Regions from separate parts of the Homo sapiens genome. Here regions 2 and 3 are each linked to region 1. Evidence: chromatin loops called from intact Hi-C (ENCODE). Cell type or tissue: IMR-90. All regions are shown on one strand.

What was found. A loop is a pair of places that touch in the nucleus more often than their neighbours do. Peaks named below come from ENCODE experiments on the same cell type or tissue, not always from the same donor. Only the 100,000 strongest peaks of a DNase experiment are listed, where the experiment ranks them.
Region 2: a loop joins it to region 1, with 6 times the contacts of the local background. A loop is called at or near these places in 47 of 110 quality-filtered maps.
Region 3: a loop joins it to region 1, with 9 times the contacts of the local background. A loop is called at or near these places in 60 of 110 quality-filtered maps.

The regions. Positions count from the first base shown.
Region 1 is chr17:40,531,082-40,536,081 of GRCh38, reverse strand. LOC107985090 (a long non-coding RNA gene) reads left to right here and starts at 1,608. Exons shown (of 2, transcript XR_001752884.2): 1 at 1,608-1,672; 2 at 3,003-3,836. In IMR-90, a CTCF peak has its summit at 2,591 (motif pointing right); a DNase peak (open chromatin) is centred at 2,581; H3K27ac peaks cover 2,511 bases.
Region 2 is chr17:40,301,218-40,306,217 of GRCh38, reverse strand. CDC6 (cell division cycle 6) reads right to left here. Exons shown (of 12, transcript NM_001254.4): 11 at 4,610-4,750; 12 at 1,561-4,306. The coding sequence ends at 4,217. Among named protein-coding and RNA genes, the nearest start is that of RARA, 5.5 kb to the left of the region's middle. In IMR-90, CTCF peaks have their summits at 3,036 (motif pointing left) and 4,705 (motif pointing left); DNase peaks (open chromatin) are centred at 1,547 and 2,987.
Region 3 is chr17:40,396,963-40,401,962 of GRCh38, reverse strand. It overlaps TOP2A (DNA topoisomerase II alpha), which reads left to right. Exons shown (of 35, transcript NM_001067.4): 21 at 882-1,113; 22 at 1,300-1,434; 23 at 1,554-1,754; 24 at 1,896-2,091; 25 at 2,832-2,923; 26 at 3,026-3,190; 27 at 3,322-3,405. Among named protein-coding and RNA genes, the nearest start is that of TOP2A, 18 kb to the left of the region's middle. In IMR-90, a CTCF peak has its summit at 2,662 (motif pointing left); a DNase peak (open chromatin) is centred at 2,652.

The sequences.
Region 1 (5,000 bases):
TTCTCACCCATGGAATGTGAGCTGAAGTGGCACTTCTGGGCCAAAGCAGTTAAGAAGCTGATGTGCCTTCTCCACTCTCTCTTCCCCACCCACTAGCTAGAAGCCGATGGCCAAAGTGATTTCAGAAGATACCTGTTAAAGATGGCAGAGCTAATTAGCCAGGCACACACCTGTAGTCTCAGCTACTCGAGAGGCTGAGGCAGGAGAACCATTTGAACCCGGGAGGTGGAGGTTGCAATGAGCCGAGATTGCACCACGGCACTCCAGCCTGGGCAACAGAGCAAAACTCCGTCTCAAAATAAAAAAAAAAACGGCAGAGCTGTCAGAAACCTGGTCTCTAGTTGAGCCTCACTGCTAACCTGGTATTTTCTTAGACCATTAGAGGGGCAAGAAACAAGATTCCATTGTCTCTAAGCCATCACACATTCTTGGGTCTATTTGTTACACCAGTTAGCATATCCTGACCAATACAGGTAGCTATCAATTTATGGAGCACTTACTATATACCAGGAACTACATGAAGTGTTTTTACATTTATTATCTCACTTAATCCTCACAGTACTTCCACAAGGGAGCTATTTTAAAGTACCTGCTTTATAGATGAGAAAACTGAGGCTTAGAAAGGTTAAATAACTCGGCCAAAGTGACCCAAGTAATAAATTGCATTCTAAACTGGAACCAGAGTGCCTCACCACCTACAGTGAGCTTGGCACATGTCTGCTATCCTCCCCAGACCATTCTCACTGTGAAGATCAGAGTGGAAGAAAGATCACACCTTTCCCTCCTGCAGACACAAGAGTCTGACCCACACTAGATTTTTTTTTTTTTTCTAGACGAAGTCTCATTCTGTCGCCCAGGCCGGAGTGCAGTGGCACGATCTCAACTCACTGCGAACCTCAGCCTCCCGGATTCAAACAATTCTCCTGCTTCAGCCTCCCAAATAGCTGGGATTACAGGCCCCCGCCACCACGCCTGGCTAATTTTTTTGTATTTTTAGTAGAGATGGGGTTTCACCATGTTGACCAGGCTGGTCTTGAACTCCTGACCTGAAGTGATCTGCCCGCCTTAGCTGCCCAAAGTACTGGCATTACAGGTGTGAGCCACCACACTAGATATTTTGTAATATCATTACTTTTCAGCTCCCATTTTCCGAGAGCCTGCTAGGTCCTACACAGAGTCCGGGGGGCGCATTTCGCATATAGCAGCTCTAATCATCACGGAAGCCCTGCCAGGTGGGTATGTACTTTGCTGAGCTGGAAGCAGGCTCTGGGAAGCTCAGTAACCTCCCCAAGGTGACCTGCCTGAGTGGCCAAGCATAAAAGAAACTGGGTCTGCTGAGCTCTCACCTCCACTCTGCCTCTGCACTCCACCCCTCCCTTGTCAGACCACTCTGACCTGGGAGGCAGCTCGAGGTTTCCAGCAGAGCAGGGGTAGGGCGGGAATAGAGGAGTGTGTGTGTCTGTGTGTGTGTGTGTGTGAGTGTGTGTGTGTGTGTGAGAGAGAGTGTGAGAAAGTGTGTGTGTGTGAGAGTGTGTGTGTGTGTCCTACATGTGTATACCAATGTCTCACTGCTTTTTATCACTCAGTCTGGTTTTCATTTCTTTAGGGAAGAGGATGGGGCATGAAAGACCAGTGGAAGAAATGGGAATTCCTCAGGCTGAGGGAATAAAAGGTCAGAAAACATCAAAGTTGATGGAAACTGTGGCTTTCATGGCCAAATCCCCTGACTTAGTCCAGGAGGAAACTCCGGCCCAAAAAAAAGGACTTGCTCAGGGAGTTGGGGTTACAGCCTGCACTTCCAAAACCCCACTAATGCTTTTTGTACCAAGCCCTCTGCCCCAAAGCCAGGGAGAGGATAGATCACTCACAGTTCATAGCTCAGCTCAGATGTCACCTCCTCCAGGCAGCCTTCCTTCCCCCTCCACAGCCGCTCTGCCCCTCCTCTGGGAATATGGTAAAAACACTCACTCTTCATATTTACTGAATATTTACCAAGTGCTGGACTAGCACGCCACAGGTTTACTCACCTGTCTGTCTCACCCACTGGATTGTGAGAGGATGGAAACAGATTCTGTCTTGGTCACTGTAGCCTCCCCAGACCTCAGGAGACCCGGTACATAGTAAGTACTCAATAAACAACTGTGGGACTGAATGTCCAAATCAGTGAAAGGATCAACCGAATGGTTATACAAGCTATTCTACATAACAATGTCCTCGTGTGTGCACAGGGCTTTCATTTTTCAAATCACATTAATCACATCGTCTCAGTAGAACCCAGTGAGAGACCCCAGTAACAAGGAGAGTGGTATCAAGTGTATGCCCACATACACACCTGCACACCAGCACATGCAGCTCCCCTCCATGTTTATGTAAGTGTACAGAGACCCATACACCCATGCCTTCCTAGCCGGCAAGAAAGATGCCATGACGTGCTATTTCCTGTTTTGTCTGCAAACATGGAGGCCTCCCCCACCTTCTTCCCCACCCCGAGACACACACACACACACACACACACACACACACACACACACACACACAGCCAGTTTTCCTCTTCAGCTGAAAGAGTGAAAGAAAGCCAGCTGTCCACAAGGGGGCATTCAAGGACCATCCAACTCAATATCTCAAAGCTAAGACTGCTTCTTGGTCTCAGAGAGACGAGATCCCAGGAAAAACTGAAGAACCAGGGTGGGGTCTCACGTGGAAACCCAGAAGAGGAGGTGGTCAGCCACTACAGAAGCAGGGCTGATGGAGATGGAGTCTCCGTCTGAATAATAGAAATGGTAATACCACTCACTCTACATATTTACCAAGTGCTAGTCCCTGGTCTAAGCACTTCACATGTCATGACTCGTTTAATCTTCCTCTCACCTCCTCAAGGCTTAGTGTTGCTATAATTCCTGCTTTATAGATGAAAAAACTAATGACTTAGAAAAATTAAGTAACTTGCCCAGGGTCACTTAGTGGTGAAGGCAGAATTCGAACTCAGGATCTGTTGTCCATAGGTCATACTGTTAACTGCTCACTCTGCTGCCTCGAGGCTGGACTTTCAGACATCCTACTTCTCAGCCCGGGATTCTCTGTGCTGGACTCCACTTCTCACATCTACAGGCCCTTTTGGGTGGTTGATGAAGGACCTGGAAGCTGATTTCCTAAGAGTGAATAACTTGGTGCCCTGAAGCTGACCCCTCATCCACTATAAACTGTCGATGCTGGGTTGGTATAGTGCCTTTGGAAAGCAGTAAAGCAATTACCAGCAAAAGGCATGAAGCTCTTCCTCCCCCTTTGACCCAGTAATCTCTTTCCCTGGGAAATTATTCCAAGGAAATTATCCAAACGAAGCCAAGTGTTATCTGCATACATGTGTGCATTGAAGTCTTTCTTTAAAGGTCAAAAACTGGGAACCACAATAAGGAAGTGGTTTAATAAACTGGGACATCAACACAATGGACAATCAGGCCTGGAAATCCACAGCTGTGTGACTGTGATGGGGAATGGAAACATGGAGAATGCTTCTACTACACAGTGTATCACCACTACACTCCCACCTAACTAGCTAATTCAACAAATCACGCTTGTCAAGGAGAGAGAAGTCTCTCTGTTCATGTTCAAAATAAACTCAGCCTCTGACACCACAAAGGAACAGAAGAGAAGCTTAAATGCAACAAACACAATAAGCTCAATAATTCTTGGCTTTTGAGTTTCCAAGGCCACAGGTCCTGATGATGTATGACATTTTCTGAGAGTGATTTTGATGATTGGTTATTGATGATTTTCACCTTTCACACTGTACTTGTTATTAAGCCATCTAATTCATCATATTAAATTTTGTTAAGATACCTGGTGTGGTTTCTGTTTTCTGGCCAGACTCTGATACATACACAGACCATGGACCCTGATGAATGATATCTCCCCCATAATGATAAGTGATTTTTTAAGACTTCAAAATTAGTGCACCCACCATGATTTCAACTTATACAAATGTATACTTAAGGAGGGTACAGGTATGGCTGGTCTCCTCCAAATTATACTTTGTACTAGTTGCCTCTTGATGCATAATAAAGTACCCTAAAGCTCAGTGTCTTGAAACAACAACTTTTATCATCTCACAGTTTCTGTGGGTCACAGATCCAGGTGCAGCTTAGCTGAGTCCTCCACTTCAGCACCTCTGCAGGCTGCAGTCAAGCTGTCAGCTGAGCTGGAGTCATCTCAAGGCTCAATTGGGGACCCAATACCAAGCTTACTCGAGTGGTTGCTGGCAGGATTCAGTTCCTCGTGGACCACTGGATTCAAGGCCCCGATGCCCTTCACTGCCTGTGCCCTCTGTTCCTCAGCACGTTGGCCGTTCCATGGGGCAGCCTCCAACATGGCAGCTGCTTCATCAGAACACATAAGAAAGAAGTCTCGAAGAGTGTGAGCAGGAGGGGAGTCCCAGTTTTGTATAGTCTAATCTCAAAAGTGACATTCCCCCACTTTTACCATATTTTACTCATTAGGAGCAAGTCACCAGGTCCAGCCTACACTCAGGGGAGGGGATTACACAAGGACGCGTGGTATGCCTACCACATACTTGAACATTTATAGCATCTTCTCAATAACAAAAACAGTATTTTCTCAAGTTACTTGTCTAATATGGAAACTTTCTAAATCCGTTGGTAAATGCCCACACCCATTTCTCTCAAGCAACAGCCCCCTGGTCCCCCTGGTCCCCCGCCCCCACCAGACTTAGTGGAAAGTCCCTGCTGGGTGAGTGAGTGGCTTTTTGCCAGATTGGGGGTGGGGTGGGTGGCAGGATGGAGGCAACATGGGCACCTTCAGAGATCAAACATCAGAGGAGGGAGGCAACTCAGGACTCGCCTTTGAAAAAGGTTCAGTTGGTGCCTGCCCCAGGCCATTACCATTGCTTTAGGCTGAATTCTTAACCAGCCCAACAAGGCCTGGCCAGATGTGGCTCCGCCTGCTTTCTCCAAGCTCAACTCGCCTTTCTGTTCGCTCTCCACACG
Region 2 (5,000 bases), 230 kb after region 1:
ATATTTAAAAAATATATAACCGGCCAGGCATGGTGGCTCAAGCCTCTAATCCCAGCACTTTGGGAGGCCGAGGCGGGCGGATCACGAGGTCAAGAGATCGAGATCATCCTGGCTAACACAGTGAAACCCCATCTTTACTAAAAATACAAAAAAATTAGCCGGGCATGGTGGCGGGTGCCTGTAATCCCAGCTACTCAGGATGAGGCAGGAGAATGGTGTGAACCCGGGAGGCGGAGCTTGCAGTGAACAGAGATCGCGCCACTGCTCCAGCCTGGGTGACAGAGCAAGACACCATCTAAAAAAAAAATATATATATATATATATATAAATAATATGTATATAATATATAATATGTATATTATATATAATATACATTATATATATAAAATATATATAATATGTATATAATATATATATAAAACCTAAATCACATCTTATTCCCAACTTCTCATTCTTATTGGTGTATCTGCTTTCTGTCTTTTATAGAGACAGGGTCTCGCTCTGTCACCCAGGATGTAATGCAGTGGTGTGATCATAGCCCATGCCGAGTTGAACTCCTGGGCTCAAAGCATCCTCCCATCTCAGCTTCCCAAGTAGCTAGGACTACAGGTGCATGCCACCATGCCCAGCTGATTTTTAAGATTTTTTTGGTAGAGAAGGGTAAGGGGGTCTCACTATATTGCCCAAGCTGGTCTCAAGCTCCTGACTTCAAGTAATCCTCCCGCTGCTGCCTCCTCCCAAAGTGTTGGCATTACAGGCATGAGCCACCACACCTGGCTTGATGTATATTCAAAGGGACACTTAGTAAAGGTAGGGAGCAATGCAAAAGAGGGGGCGCAGAGAGAATAAGGCTCTGCCAACTTTTTGATCTCTGGGTAGCTTAGACCTCACACATTTTTTTTTTTTTTTTGAGACAGAGTCTCACTCTGTCACCCAGGCTGGAGTACAGTGGCATGATCTCATCTCACTGCAACCTCCACCTCCCAGGCTCAAGCAATTCTCCTGTCTCAGCCTCCCAAGTAGCTGTGATTATAGGTGTGTACCATGGCACCCAGTGAATTTTTGTACTTTTAGTAGAGACAGGGTTTCGCCATGTTGGCCAGACTGGTCTTGCACTCCTGACCCTTAAGTGATCAGCCCGCCTTGGCCCCACAAAGTGCTGGGATTACAGGCATGAGCCATCACACCCAGCATTTTTTTTTTTCCTTTTTGAGACAGTCTCATTCTGCTGCCCAAGCTGGAGTGCAATGGCACGATCTCGGCTCACTGCAACCTCTGCCTCCCAGGTTGAAGCGATTCTCCTGCCTCAGCCTCCCAGTAGCTGGAATTACAGGAACACACCACAATGCCTGGCTAATTTATTTTAGTAGAGACAGGGTTTCGCCATGTTGGCCAGACTGGTCTCAAACTCCTGACCTCAGGTGATCCGCCCGCCTCGGCCTCCCAAAGTGCTGGATTACAGGCGTGAGCCACCACCCCCAGCCTGGACCTCACACATTCTTGCAGAGTTAGCTAGCCACAGGCAAGTCTCCATTGAGCCAGAAACATCTGTGGCAGCTCTGGGGTTGAAACACACAATTTATTTTGTCTATGCTCTTTCCATGGCAACACCCAACACTCTATGGAAGCTTAATCAGCTTCCTTGGGGTGGGGGAGAGAGATAAACCAGGATATAGACACACACTCCATCACCTTCAAAAGGAAGAATGTAGGTCAGCATCTTTGCCACTACTCTAAGTGAAGCAGCCTATGATCCTGGCAAAAACTGCTAACCACAAGCCCATCCCATCCCATCCCACTAAAACTCCTACCACCTTCCTGAAGCTCTCAGCTTCAGGGAGAAAAGCCAGCAAGGAAAGGGCTTTCTTCCTCAGCAGTCTGAATTACACTTAAGACTTTACTGACAAACATATATCAGCTTTTGCTCCCACAAGGGCAGCAGAAGCCAAGCAGGGACACTAAGTCTGCTTCATGCATCATTGACAGAACCAACCCTGTTCCAACTGCTAAAGTCTTAAGAGCAGCAATGACCTAGAAATTGACAGTGAGGGGAGAAGAAAAGGAAACTAACAAATCAGTAGACAGAAAACTCTATTTCCAAAACCAGGGGAAAGGGAAAGATAGAGGGGAAAGAAATTTGGCCCCTTTGAATCTACCAATGTGATTTTGGCTGGAAGCCAGGGAGGATACATAGCAGCCCCACTGCGAGTCAAGCCATGTTCCTGACTCAAGCCCTACAGTTAAGAGGAAGGCGCCAAGCCTCAAACACAATGAGGTGGGGAGGCTGCTCCTTATTGGGCAGGATCCTACTGTGGACACAGAACAGACAGCAGCTGCCCACAGTGTGGAAACAAACTGTAAAGCAGTCACGTCTCTTAAGGCTGCAGCATCCAATAAAATGTAATTTAAATCAAGCTTCGCATCTGTTCTCAATCCCATTCAGTCTCTGCTTTCCATCAGCCTTCGGACAATCTTTGCAATTATGCATGTTAACCCTTATAGTCCCAGACACTTTCCAACCTTCTAGGTATAGAACTGTGTTTCCATGTTCAAACTACCTTCAGAGGGAACGAATACTCTAGTAAAGGAGTGTGAGAACAACATTCAGACTCATGCCTACAGACTATCATGTGCTACACACACCAGTGGGTAGTGTTCATTTCAGAGGGCTCTCTCTGCTTTCCTTGCCTCTATCCCATACCACCTGTTGTAGCTCAGATCACATTACACGGATACAGTGGTCAGGATGAATGAAACAGTGGCCAACAGATCACTTGTACACATATCAAGTTCCAAATGGAAGGCCATGTCAGAAAGGTAGAGGCGGCAGCAGGAGAGCTCAGGGAAAAGCAGACTTGGTCACTGGCTCTCAGATCATTCGTATCACACATGGTTTACATTTCAAGCATTTGCTTCAGTTATGAAAGGACAGCAATCTCCCAAACAAATCAAACTAGAACTTCCCCCTTTCCCTCAAAACTACCTCAGCCTCAAGCATCCCCTTTCAAAGTAGTCAATGTTATAAGGGTGCCCTCTGGTGTCTCAGTCACAAATTGCCATTTAATGCCACCAAACCAAACCCAGAAGGCTCTTGATTAACCAACCATATGGACTAATTTATCTAATAAGACTGGAAAAATGTGTTTAGATGAAAACCCAACCCCAAAGTAGTCATCTTGAAACAAGTGGCTTCATCTAAGGGCAGCAAAGACTGTGGGACAGCCTAGGAAGGAATTTTCACATTGACTTCTGAAAGCTTGAGCTCTCTTGAAATCTGATTGCTTAAAAAGACAAAGAATGCAACTTGAAAATAAATATATTCACAATCTGTAGAGTTATAGTCTCCTTATGACCCCAACGCCCTTGGGAGTGCCCAAGAAACTCAACGAGTCTAAAATGCCACAATGTTGTAGTATCTGCACCATGAACATAGTATACTATACAAAGAAATAAATTCTTTAACCAGTGTCCTCCAAATCTCCATGTGGACTTGCTTGCATTTTTCTGGATCATTTTCATTCTTCTTACCCTAAACTTAAAGTTCTTAACAAAATACCTTAATGGCTGAGCATGGTGGCTCACGCCTATAATCCCAGCACTTAGGGAGGCCAAGGTGGGCAGATCACTTGAGGGTCAGGAGTTCAAGACCAGCCTGGCCAACATGGTAAAACCCTGTCTCTACTAAAAATTAAAAAATTAGCTGGGCGCGGTGGTGGGCACCTGTAATCCCAGCTACTCGGGAGGCTGAGGCAAGAGAATCACTTCAACCTGGGAAGCGGGTGCTGTAGTGAGCAGAGAACGCGCCATTGCACTCCAGCCTGGGCAACAGGGTGAGACGCGCCTCAAAAACAACAACAACAAAAAAAACAAACAAAAAAATACCCACTCATGTTTGAGCAAACGAAGAGGTAAATATACACACATTCCTCTACACAGATCTGTACACTTGCAAGCACATTGGCTAGAGATACACAAGTGGTAGAAGTAGTGAATGTAATTAAAAAGGGTCTACCTGGTCACTTTTATGGGTAAAAATAGTAAGACCCAAAGATATTATTCTGTGCTAATATTAAAGAATCTATAGATTAAAATTCATTGGCTTCAAGTAAAAAAGGTCATATTTGTTTTCAGGCCCGAATGTGTAAAGCACTAAAATGAAGACTGTAGCTCTCTAAATGCCAGCTGAATACTTTCGGGTGGGGTGTAAGAGAAGAATTTAAGGCAATCCAGTAGCTAAGATATTTCCAATTAAAGCTTTATCTTTCAGAGCATGTTCTATTTCTTTCTCTTCAATCTTGAAAAACACCTGGAAAGAAGAGAAAAGGATTTTTCACACTGGGGAACTCACAAAAGCAAAGTTGTCAGTATACAAACTTCTACCATATTAAACTTTTTCTCACAAAAGGCAAGCAAGTTAAACACTTTTTTTTCCAATGGCTTGAAAAAATATTCATATCACACTCCCATCTTTACACACCTTAAACCTTACCTAACAAAAAACGACTTGTTTAACTAACTGTGGTCATCTTGTTTAACAATAAACCTTTACTTTAGCATCACTCTACAAAATAGGACAATTAAAAACACTGTCACAAAAAAGCAGTTGTACCTTTGTCAAACGGGTTTCCTTGTTTCTCTTTAATCCTAAAATGCCCCTGGCTTCCAAGAGCCCTGAAAGTGACAAACACTCTGACTGGTCCACAGCCGCCACCTGCTGTTTGCGACAGACTTTACTGTAGGCTTCATATAACTGGTAGGAAACAAGGGAGAACAAACGCTGCTTAAAAGTCACATTGCTTATAGCCTTTAATCATTTAAGAAACCTGAGTCTGGGTTTGCAAAAACTTATCTGAATACCCTATTTCTTCCTCTTTTCAATAAAATCTTTGAACAGGCTTCTGTAGATATTCCCGAAAACCTATACAGTAATGTAGGAAAGGGGCTTTATATATTTCCTAGAGAGATGCAGAAATGAAGGGGAGGATAGGGAAAGGATTAAT
Region 3 (5,000 bases), 130 kb after region 1:
AGAGTAAAATCTAAAGACCTATTTTAGCTAACCAGACATTATGTGATCCGTGTCCCCACCTTCCATGTCTTTTGATTCCTTCTCATACCATCTCCTCTCCAGCCACACTGTCCTTGGCCTATACTCAAATATACCGAGCACATTTCCTCTTCAGGGCCTTTTACTTACTGGTTCCTTTGCCTGCAACACTCTTTCTCTAGATATCCACATGGTTCAGTCCCTCAGTTTGTTTTTTGTTGTTTTTTTTTCTTTTGAGATGGAGTTTTGCTCTTTTTGCCCAGGCTGGAGTGCAGTGGCGCAATTTCGGCTCATTGCAACCTCTGCCTCCTGGGTTCAAGTGATTCTCCTGCCTCAGCCTCCCGTGTTGCTGGGATTACAGGTACACGCCACCATGCTCAGCTAATTTTATATTTTTAGTAGAGATGAGGTTTCACCATGTTGGCCAGGTTGGTCTTGAACTCCTGACCTCAGGTGATCTGCCTCCCTCAGCCTCCCAAAGTGCTGGGATTACAGGCGCGAGTTACTGCACCTGGCGCCCTCAGTGTCTTTTCTCTGCTCAAATGTTTTCCTATCAGAAACGGCTTAACTTTCCTTAGCACCTCTTCAGTCACTTTCCCACTTTTTCTTCTCTTGTTTATCCCACCACCTAACAAAATATGTGTTAATTGCAAACTTCTACTGGACTGTGAGCTCCTTGAGGATTGAGACTTTATGTCCATGTGCGTGACACATAGCAAGTGCTCAATAAATATTGTTAAATGTATATTAGTCAGCAAGTAAAACCAAGATAATTTTCATGTATAATACATGTCCTTTCCATAAAAGTTAAGTGTGAAATTCAGTATTTTTGTAAAATAACATTCTTTGTTTCTTTTCTTTAGCTCTTTGGCTCGATTGTTATTTCCACCAAAAGATGATCACACGTTGAAGTTTTTATATGATGACAACCAGCGTGTTGAGCCTGAATGGTACATTCCTATTATTCCCATGGTGCTGATAAATGGTGCTGAAGGAATCGGTACTGGGTGGTCCTGCAAAATCCCCAACTTTGATGTGCGTGAAATTGTAAATAACATCAGGCGTTTGATGGATGGAGAAGAACCTTTGCCAATGGTAAGTATTCTGTGTGTGTTAAGAGCCTTAACTTTTCCTTGGGTTTCAGTTGAATAGATTGTATGATTAAAGATGATGCAAACATAAAATTTAATTTCATACTTTAGATTTATTGTTAAACGCTGTTGTGATTTCCGTCTAGTATCACATTTAGAAAACATACTGTTTTTTTAAATGCCAATTTAGCTTCCAAGTTACAAGAACTTCAAGGGTACTATTGAAGAACTGGCTCCAAATCAATATGTGATTAGTGGTGAAGTAGCTATTCTTAATTCTACAACCATTGAAATCTCAGAGCTTCCCGTCAGAACATGGACCCAGGTAAATAATTATGGATTTCTTTTTTAGGTTTGTGATCAAAAGAAATACCTTTTGTACTATTGCTGTTGACTATTCAGAAGCCTATATTTTAGAAACTTCAGGATTATTTCTTTCTTTAGACATACAAAGAACAAGTTCTAGAACCCATGTTGAATGGCACCGAGAAGACACCTCCTCTCATAACAGACTATAGGGAATACCATACAGATACCACTGTGAAATTTGTTGTGAAGATGACTGAAGAAAAACTGGCAGAGGCAGAGAGAGTTGGACTACACAAAGTCTTCAAACTCCAAACTAGTCTCACATGCAACTCTATGGTATGTATTTGTTTTGTGAGATGTACACGTTTCAATTTATATTAAAGATTAATATCAATTTTAAAAGTATATCTTAGTCTACCTTTATAAAGTTTAGCCAATTTGTCTATTCTTGGCTCTAATCTTGTTTTCCTTTTTCAGGTGCTTTTTGACCACGTAGGCTGTTTAAAGAAATATGACACGGTGTTGGATATTCTAAGAGACTTTTTTGAACTCAGACTTAAATATTATGGATTAAGAAAAGAATGGCTCCTAGGAATGCTTGGTGCTGAATCTGCTAAACTGAATAATCAGGCTCGCTTTATCTTAGAGAAAATAGATGGCAAAATAATCATTGGTATGTTTTGGGAATAATAACTGCTTACTAAAACTCTAGTTACGCCAAACTTTCTTTAAACATTTTTGGTGAGAGTAATGGTGGAGAAAGAGGCAAAATCCATTTAATTCACCTGGTCACTTATACACGCATTTCTTTAAAATATCTGATTAGGTATTTATAGTTTGAAAGAGATGATGTTTCCTTGACTGAGCATCTTGAGAAATCAAGATTTAGTTGACAATTAGACATGAGGAGAATAGAGAGCTAGAAGACCTTGCATAAACTGATTGACCAAGAGAATAGATACACTAATCATGTCTACAGGAACAGAAAATAAAAGAGACAGAGAAGAGATAATAAATCTGATGGTAAAAAAAAAAAAAGGCAGGAAGATTACGAATGGCTTCTACTCTCTGGGTGTGGTGGCGCATGCCTGTAATCTCAGCACTTGAGCTGGGGAGGTCAAGGCTGCAGTGAGCCTAGGTAGTGCCACTGCACTCCAGCCTGGACACAAGAGTGAGAGAGACCCTGTCTCCAAAAAAAAATGATTTGATCATATATGATTTGACTGCCCCCTTGTGGTAATTTACATTTGTCAATGGTTTAGGGAGACTTGCCTGTATACCGGGATATACAAATTTATGCAAGCACGAAGACAGTTTAATTTCCAGTTTTAAACTTTTGACTTGTGTAAAACCTTATCCCCTTCCTAAAATATTACTCAAAATCATTATCTCTGTTTACTTTTTTAAAAATAGAAAATAAGCCTAAGAAAGAATTAATTAAAGTTCTGATTCAGAGGGGATATGATTCGGATCCTGTGAAGGCCTGGAAAGAAGCCCAGCAAAAGGTAATCTTGGGTGGCACTTTTCTATATTGTTAAAGACTATGTATTGTACAATGTTTATGTTTCACATTTTCTAATAAAGCTAGATTTTAATTAATCCTTTAGGTTCCAGATGAAGAAGAAAATGAAGAGAGTGACAACGAAAAGGAAACTGAAAAGAGTGACTCCGTAACAGATTCTGGACCAACCTTCAACTATCTTCTTGATATGCCCCTTTGGTATTTAACCAAGGAAAAGAAAGATGAACTCTGCAGGCTAAGAAATGAAAAAGTGAGTTGATAGTAGGATGGTACATGCTGCTTAGTTTTGTTCTATTCTAATGGTAAAAGTAAAATTGTGTGTTGCATGAAAATGCTGCTTGTATACATATATTAACTCAATTTTGTAATTATCTTATGAAGGAACAAGAGCTGGACACATTAAAAAGAAAGAGTCCATCAGATTTGTGGAAAGAAGACTTGGCTACATTTATTGAAGAATTGGAGGTATGTAGTTTATAATGCCCATGTTAGAATTTTTATTAATGAAATAATATATTCCAGCAGTATACCTTTGTCAAGATAGTTCACAATTGGCAATAAAAAGAAAATAAGAGGCATAAGGATAAATTCCAAATAGCGTATAAAAGAACAGATTATTGGCCAGGTGCAGTGGCTCACGCTGGTAATCCCAGCATTTTGGAAGGCTGAGTTGGGTGGATCACTTGAGGTCAGGGGTTCAAGACCAGCCTGGCCAACATGGTAAAACCCCATTTCTACTAAAAACACAAAAATTAGCCAGGCATGATGGTGCATACCAGTTACTCAGGAGGCTGAGGCAGGAGAATTGCTTGAACCGAGAGGCAGAGGTTGCAGTGAACCGAGATCACACCACTGCACTCCAGCCTAGGCAACACAGCAAGACTCCGTCTCAAAAAAAAAAAAAAAAAAAAAGGGACAGATTATTAAATACTACTTAGAATACAAGGCCGGGTGCGGTGGCTCACACCTACAATCCCAGCACTTTGGGAGGCCGAAGCAGGCAGATCACCTGAGGTTGGGAGTTCGAGACCAGCCTGACCAACATGGAGAAACCCTGTCTCTACTAAAATTGCAAAATTAGCCAGGCGTAGTGGCACATGCCTGTAATCCCAGCTACTTGGGAGGCTGAGGCAGGAGAATCACTTGAACTCGGGAGGCAGATGTTGCTGTGAGCTAAGATCACACCATTGCACTCCAGCCTGGGCAACAAGAGTGGAACTCCGTCTCAAAAAAAAAAAAAAAAATACTATTTAGAATACAGTAAATGATACCAGGAGACTGCCCAGACATTCAGACATTTCTGGACAAAAAAAGAAAAGAGCAGGAGTTGATTTTTGATAAAGGGAAGAACATATTAGGACTGAGAAGATAAAAAGAGCCTAAATGTGGAAGAAGACCACCAACCCAGTCCCCCAAGTCAACTTAAAAGGACAAAGCCACAGGGCATGGTGGCTCATGCCTGTAATCCCAGCACTCTGGGAGGCTGAGGTGGGCAGATCACTTGAGGTCAGGAGTTCGAGACCAGCCTGGACAACATGGTGAAACCCTGTCTCTACTAAAAATACAAAAATTAGTTGGGTGTGGTGGCATCCGCCTGTAATCCCAGCTACTCAGGAGGTTGAGGCAAGAAAATTGCTTGAACCCAGAAGGCAGAAGTTGCAGTGAGCCGAGATTGCGCCACTGTACTCCAGCCTGGGTGACAGAGCAAGACTCCATCTAAAAAAAAAAAAAAAAAAAGGAGAAAGCAGGGCTATCCAGATGGTTTCAGAAGGTTATTTGTTACTTAAATCTTCCTAATAACATTTGTTTCTCAACATTATTTTAACATAAGAAAAAAGGCCAGCACTGTGGCTCACACCTGTAATCCCAATGTGCTTTGGGAGGCTGAGGCAGGAGGATCACTTGAGATTAGGAGTTCAAAACCAGCTTGGGTAACGTAGCAAGACCTCATCTCTACAAAATGTTTTTTTTAAATAGCCAGGCATGGTGGTGTGGGCCTATAGTCTCAGCTACTCCGGAGGCCAAGGTGGGAGGATCACTTGAGACCAGGAGTTCAAGGC